Regions from separate parts of the Homo sapiens genome. Here region 2 is linked to region 1. The links are chromatin loops, found by intact Hi-C in ENCODE. Cell type or tissue: endothelial cell of umbilical vein. All regions are shown on one strand. Each heading gives the region's core, and the rest is flanking DNA. Links, peaks and the distances in the headings are about the cores only. Region 1 has its middle 320 kb from the start of LINC02789. Region 2 overlaps LINC02789 (long intergenic non-protein coding RNA 2789).

Region 1 (2,810 bases), core at 97-2,596:
CTCAGGTGTTAAGGGAAGAACGTGGTGGGAGGTAGGTGGATCATGGGAACAATTTCCGCCATGTTGTTTTTGTGATAGTGAGTGAGTTTCACAAGATCTGATGGTTTTATAAGTGTTTGACAGTTCCTCCTTCATGCACTCTCTCTTGCCTGTCACCATGTAAGATACGCTTGCTTCCCCTTCTGCCATGATTGTTTCCTGAGGCCTCCCCAGCCATGCAGAAGTGTGAGTCAATTAAACTTTTCCTTATAAATTACCCAGTCTCGGGCAGTTCTTTATAGAAGTGTGAGAACAGACTAATATAACCACTCCACACCTGCGTTACAGTAACAGCTATTTTCTCTAGTAGTTTAGAAAGTTTGCTCCTAAACAAGCTTATGGCAGTTACCATTAAATGTTAAATGTATCTATTAAGTTTATTAATACTCTTGCACTCATTGTCTCTCCTGCCACCCTGTGAAGAGGTGCCTTCTGCCATGATTGCAAGTTTCCTGAGGCCTCCGCAGCTATGTGGAACTGTGAGTCAATTAAACCTCTTTTCTTTATAAATTACTCAGTCTTGGATACTTCTTCATAGCAGTGTGAGAATGAGCTAATACAGGGTTCAATCTAATTGGTGACCATTGACCTTTTTATACCTGAATATCTATAGATTTATCTAGGTTTGGAAAGTTATCTGGTATTAATTCTTTGATTTAGCTTTTTACACCTTTACTTTTCCAGCTTTCTCTTCCTGACTATATGCTCTTCTAATGTTGTCTCATGGATCCCATAAACCTTCTTTATTACTTTTTATTCTCTTTTCTTCTCTATGTATTTTCAAATAGCCTGACTTCAAGCTCATTGATTCTTTTGTCTGCTGTTGATGCTCTCTATTGTACTTTTCATTTCATTTCATCCATTATGTATTTCAACTCCACAATTTCTGTTTTTGTTTTATTTCAATCTCTTTGTTAATTTTATCTGAAAAATTCATGAATTGTTTCTTTGAGTTTTACTGAAGTTCATTGAGCTTCCTTAAAACAGCTATTTTATTTGAGAGATCTCTATCACTTTGGATTAGTCACTGGTGCTTTATTTTTTTCATTTGGTGAGGTCATAGTCCCTGGATATTTCTGATGTTTGCAGACATGTGAGAATGTCTGCACATTGAAGGATTAGGTATTTATTCCATTCTTTACAGTCTGGCTTTGTTTATATCAGTCCTTATTCAGAGGCTTTCCAGAGATTCCAAGCAGATCTCTGAGCCTGTAATAACTGTGTTTTCTGAGCATGTGATAACTGCAGTTGTCTTAGCACTAGAGGGTGCTCTAATCCCAGGCTTGCTGTGAGTCTTGTGAGAGCTCCAAGGTTGATGTGGCTCTCTGGCCTGAATGTACCTAGGGAAGACCCAAAGAGCGTACTGGGGCTGTGTGGAAAAGCTGGTCATGGAGCTGCCCCCAGAAGAGTGTCCTGTTGGCCCAGACACATGTGCCTCCCAGCAGGCCCTATGCAGGTGATAGATCCCTGACTGCAGCAGAGGGGATGGAGTTGAGACTGCACCCCCTCAGGATCTTGTGTGGGATGGAGGCTGGTGAGCCCATCTTGTTGGTTCAAATGGGTATTTGTCTCCCAGCAGGACCCTGCACAAGTAGGGGTATTTCCTTGACTGTAACAGGAGGGTCCAAAGCTGAGACTAGGACCCCTCAAGACCTGCTATGTGATGGCTGCTGGCAAGCCTGTCTCATTGACTCAGACAAGCGTGTGTTTCCCAGTAAATTTCTATACAGGAGGGGTCGTTTCTCAACTAGCATAAGTGGAGCCAGAATTGAGACTAGGCCACCTCAAAATCTGCTGTGGGATGGAGGTTGGAGAGCCCAGTTTCATTGGCTCAGAGGCGCATGTTTCTCCCAGCAGGTTCTTAAACAGATGGTACAGTTATCCAACTGCTGTGGGAGGGCCAAAGCTGAGACTGGGCTTCCTTGGGATATTCTGTGAGATGACAGTGGTGAGCCAATATTGTTGGCTTAGATGGGTGTGGGTATGAATTTTCCAGCATGCTTGTGCACAGATAGGATTGTTTCCCCACTGCAGCAGGAAGGACTGGAACTAAGACAAGGCATGCTCAAGATCTGTTATGGGACAGATGTTGGCAAGCCCATCATGGAGGCTCAGACTCTTGAGCTGAGAGATATGGTCATATTTCCCTCTAGGTCCTTATATTAGCAGTTCTGAGCTGGGACCTCAGCTGAGGGGGTTGGGGTCAAGCTACAGGGGAACTTTCACATTCACTGCTGACCCTGATGTCAGTGGACAGATAAGCCTCTCCACAAGGTACTAGTGTGTGCAGTTTCTCCTGGACAGCTTGGCTGATGGTTTTGTTGCATGCTGAAGGCCATATGGGGCTGTAGCCAAGCCCTTTGGGAAATGAGGCTGTTTTCAGACTTGAACCAAGGAGCGTAATTGGTAGATCAGCCAACTGGGTGTCAGTCTGCATTCTCAAAATGACACTTTTAGATCTTGGGCTCCACTAAGATTTCACAACTTCCAATCTGAATCCTAAGGCTCCAGCAGAGAGACCTTTGTCTGTGGATAAGTGCAAAAGTTTTGTTGTTGTTTGGGGATGTGAGAGGGTTACCTCCTATTCTGCCATTTTGCAGATGTCTACTCCTAATTTTATTTTTTTCTAATTTTTCACTCTGTTTTTCAGGGCAAATAAGTTGAGAATGTTTTATTCTCTTCTGATTTCTGAAAGGGTTTGTGAAAGATCTGTGTACTATGTAAATGTTTGATAGAATTCAGACAGTCTACCTGGATCAGGACTTAACTTG
Region 2 (2,810 bases), core at 229-2,728, 190 kb after region 1:
ATCACCTGTTTCCCAGTGCTTAGAGTCTGGAAAAGGGATAAGCCCTTGCTTCTAAATGCATTTGTAGGTCACAATGTTTGCATTTGCAAATGTGATAAGCTCTCCCTCTAATCTCTATTTCTTGGTTCCCACGTATGTTCCAATTCTTGCTTGAGGCTTCCCTGTGGTGGGGTCTTACAATAGCTCTTACGACTCATATTCTCCTGTTTCAAAATAACTCAGCTCTCCACTCACCATTCCAACTATCTTTTGCAACTCAAATTACCCCAGGGCTAAACATTAAGCTACATATTAAGAGAAAGCTCATTGAAATAATTTTTACCTTGATGTGAGTAACTAATGAGGAGGCTATCTTGACTCTCCAGGGGCACTTGTGTTTCAAAAATGGAAATTTGTTAACTAAAGTAAATTGCCAATTAGTGGACAGTGTTGTGGTAAGAAAAAAAGGTGAAGGAAGTTTCCAGACTGTAAGGGAAATATTTCTGGAAAGAAAAACTTTCTCTCTGTGCATTCTCATTCCTCTTTACTCATACAGGTACTTACAAAATTTTAACTGTAAGTTTCTTGCAATATTATTATCATAAGATGAAAATATATTTCAACATTTTCATGGACTCTGATAATAGTCTCACTGACAATGTACTTTTTATTTTTTTTAAACATTTATTTTGTCTTATTTGTTGGATGTTATCTAAGTTAACTGAAGAACACTTCGTAACTTCCAAATATTTTTCTATCGAAAAAATTTGAGGCCATCTTATAGAGAAACAATATAGAGTAGTACATACAAGACTTCTGGTATTTTACAATTTGTTAATAATGGCTTAAATGTTTTTGCTTTGTTTTGCTATTGGAACTGTAATAACACAGAATAGCAGTTGGCATCAAGTTGGAGGCCTTGCCTTAAATCCAGGCTCTACTGCTTACTACTTATGGATTTGGGGCATGTTATTTTCTCCTATTTGTGCCTCTGTTTCTTCTTACTTACCTTGCAGATTCATTATGAAGATTAAATCAATTAATGCATGTAAAGTGCTTATCATAGAACTTGGCATCTTATAAAGGCTCAATAAGTGCTAGCTATATTATTGTTATCACCTCTATACCTTCTCTGTGCTTCCAAAAGCAGATTTTATTTAATGTTTAAGTCCTAAATGTTGAATATATATTATGTCACCCACAGAGAGGAAGAATAATCTGAGTCATGTAATTACAACTAAAAAAGTATCATGATCTACCCACAGGTACTTTCCTCTGAACAGCACCTAAACATTGTCTCATTTTAAATTTCTTGTCACTATACTAACAGTTTATAAATAAATACACAGTAACCTCAGAGGGAGGCCTGGCATGTCCGGTTTAGGCAGTAGCCAGCTGGGCTGAGGGCTGCTGGCTTTGGGTCAAGAGCAAGCGCCCCCATGCCGGTCATTAGTTGCCAGGAAATGCTTTCCTTATTAGTCATTATTGCCTGAGGATTTTCTAGTGATAGAGTGTTAATACTGTAAGAAATGCTATAATTGCATGACTAGATTAGAAGATATGTACTGTACTTCATTATTCTACTTTGAAGTCTACCACTAAAGTGATCACTTTGCCAAAGAAAAAAATATGGAATATATTTCAAAGAATTTTCAATGTAAATGTAGATTTAGTTGTACAATTAAGAGCAGAAACAAGTAAGCGGGACTAGTAAGTGAGATTAAAATGTTAGAAACATATTCTATCAATAAATGCATTTATTGAGAGCCTACTATGTGCCTCACATCATCCTAAGAAGAAGACATGGCCTGTGATGACACAGACATTTGACATTTACAATCCTGTTAGAGAATCAAAACTAAGAGGTATAAAACAATAGAAGAAATAGCACTGTTCGTGTCACAACTTTGTACTGAGATAAGCAATACTAATTTATAAAAATTGCTTGGCAAACAAAGTCATCTGAACTTAGACAAGGTATTTGAATATGGTTAAGCAATCGGCAATGCTATTTGAGAACTTTTAACCTCGACTTCAAATGTTCCACTTGAGAGCTAGGATTGCAGGCATTTCTTGCTGCCAAAGCCACTTGGTAACCAGATCTCAAAACAATAAAAGGCTAAAAAGAACCTATTAGTGCTATGAAACTTTTCTGCTAAGAAAACTTAGAACAGCACAGAAATTACCACACAGATACTCTTTGTGCAAAACTTTTTACTAGGAGTCACCAGAAATAAAGGTGCCCGACAAACATTAGATGAGTGAAGAAGGGAGAAAGAAGGGGTGTGGGGTGGCTAATGTCTACTGGCCACCTGGGCCTGCCCTCTACCAGGTTCCAGACAGCAAGGTAACCACGTAAACTTAGGAGGGACGGAGCCCATCCTACAAGGCTATTCTGGTACCATCTTGATGCTTTAGACCTTATTTTCAGAAATCCATGAGCATCTCTAAAATGGGTCTGACCTTGGGCTTTTAAAACAAATGTTTAAAAATTAAGCTAACTTATATAATACCATTAACGACTGATAGACTGAAACCCAATTTCTTGGTTTCTAATGGCAATTTTTTTTTTTGTATGGTGCATTTGAGGATCATCTTTGGATCCCAAACATATTTGGTTCTCTATTACCAGTAGCTGTGCTTTAGCAGAATATCTGTTTTTGTATAGATACATTTTATGAAGAATGTTCAAAACTAAACTCTTTAGCCAATAAAGATGTTTCTCTCTTTTATGGAGGATATGTACAGTGTCTTAATAACTTGAAGGGTGGGACTCACAGCATGTACTGAATGTGATGGCTTTTAGCAAACTTAAAATTCAATGTAGTCAT

The links. Hi-C counts contacts between places; a loop is a spot of excess contacts. Peaks named below come from ENCODE experiments on the same cell type or tissue, not always from the same donor. Only the 100,000 strongest peaks of a DNase experiment are listed, where the experiment ranks them.
Region 2: it touches region 1 in a loop (7-fold over the local background); 2 of 110 quality-filtered maps call a loop at or near these places.

What each region holds. Positions count from the first base shown.
Region 1 is chr1:199,462,215-199,465,024 of GRCh38, reverse strand. No RefSeq gene overlaps it. Among named protein-coding and RNA genes, the nearest start is that of LINC02789, 320 kb to the right of the region's middle. In endothelial cell of umbilical vein, for the core only: a CTCF peak has its summit at 1,313 (motif pointing right); a DNase peak (open chromatin) is centred at 1,304.
Region 2 is chr1:199,271,430-199,274,239 of GRCh38, reverse strand. The region is part of intron 3 of LINC02789 (long intergenic non-protein coding RNA 2789); the gene reads right to left. Among named protein-coding and RNA genes, the nearest start is that of LINC02789, 120 kb to the right of the region's middle. RefSeq lists an enhancer at 766-1,965. In endothelial cell of umbilical vein, for the core only: no CTCF peak of the experiment used is centred there; a DNase peak (open chromatin) is centred at 1,399; H3K27ac peaks cover 2,245 bases.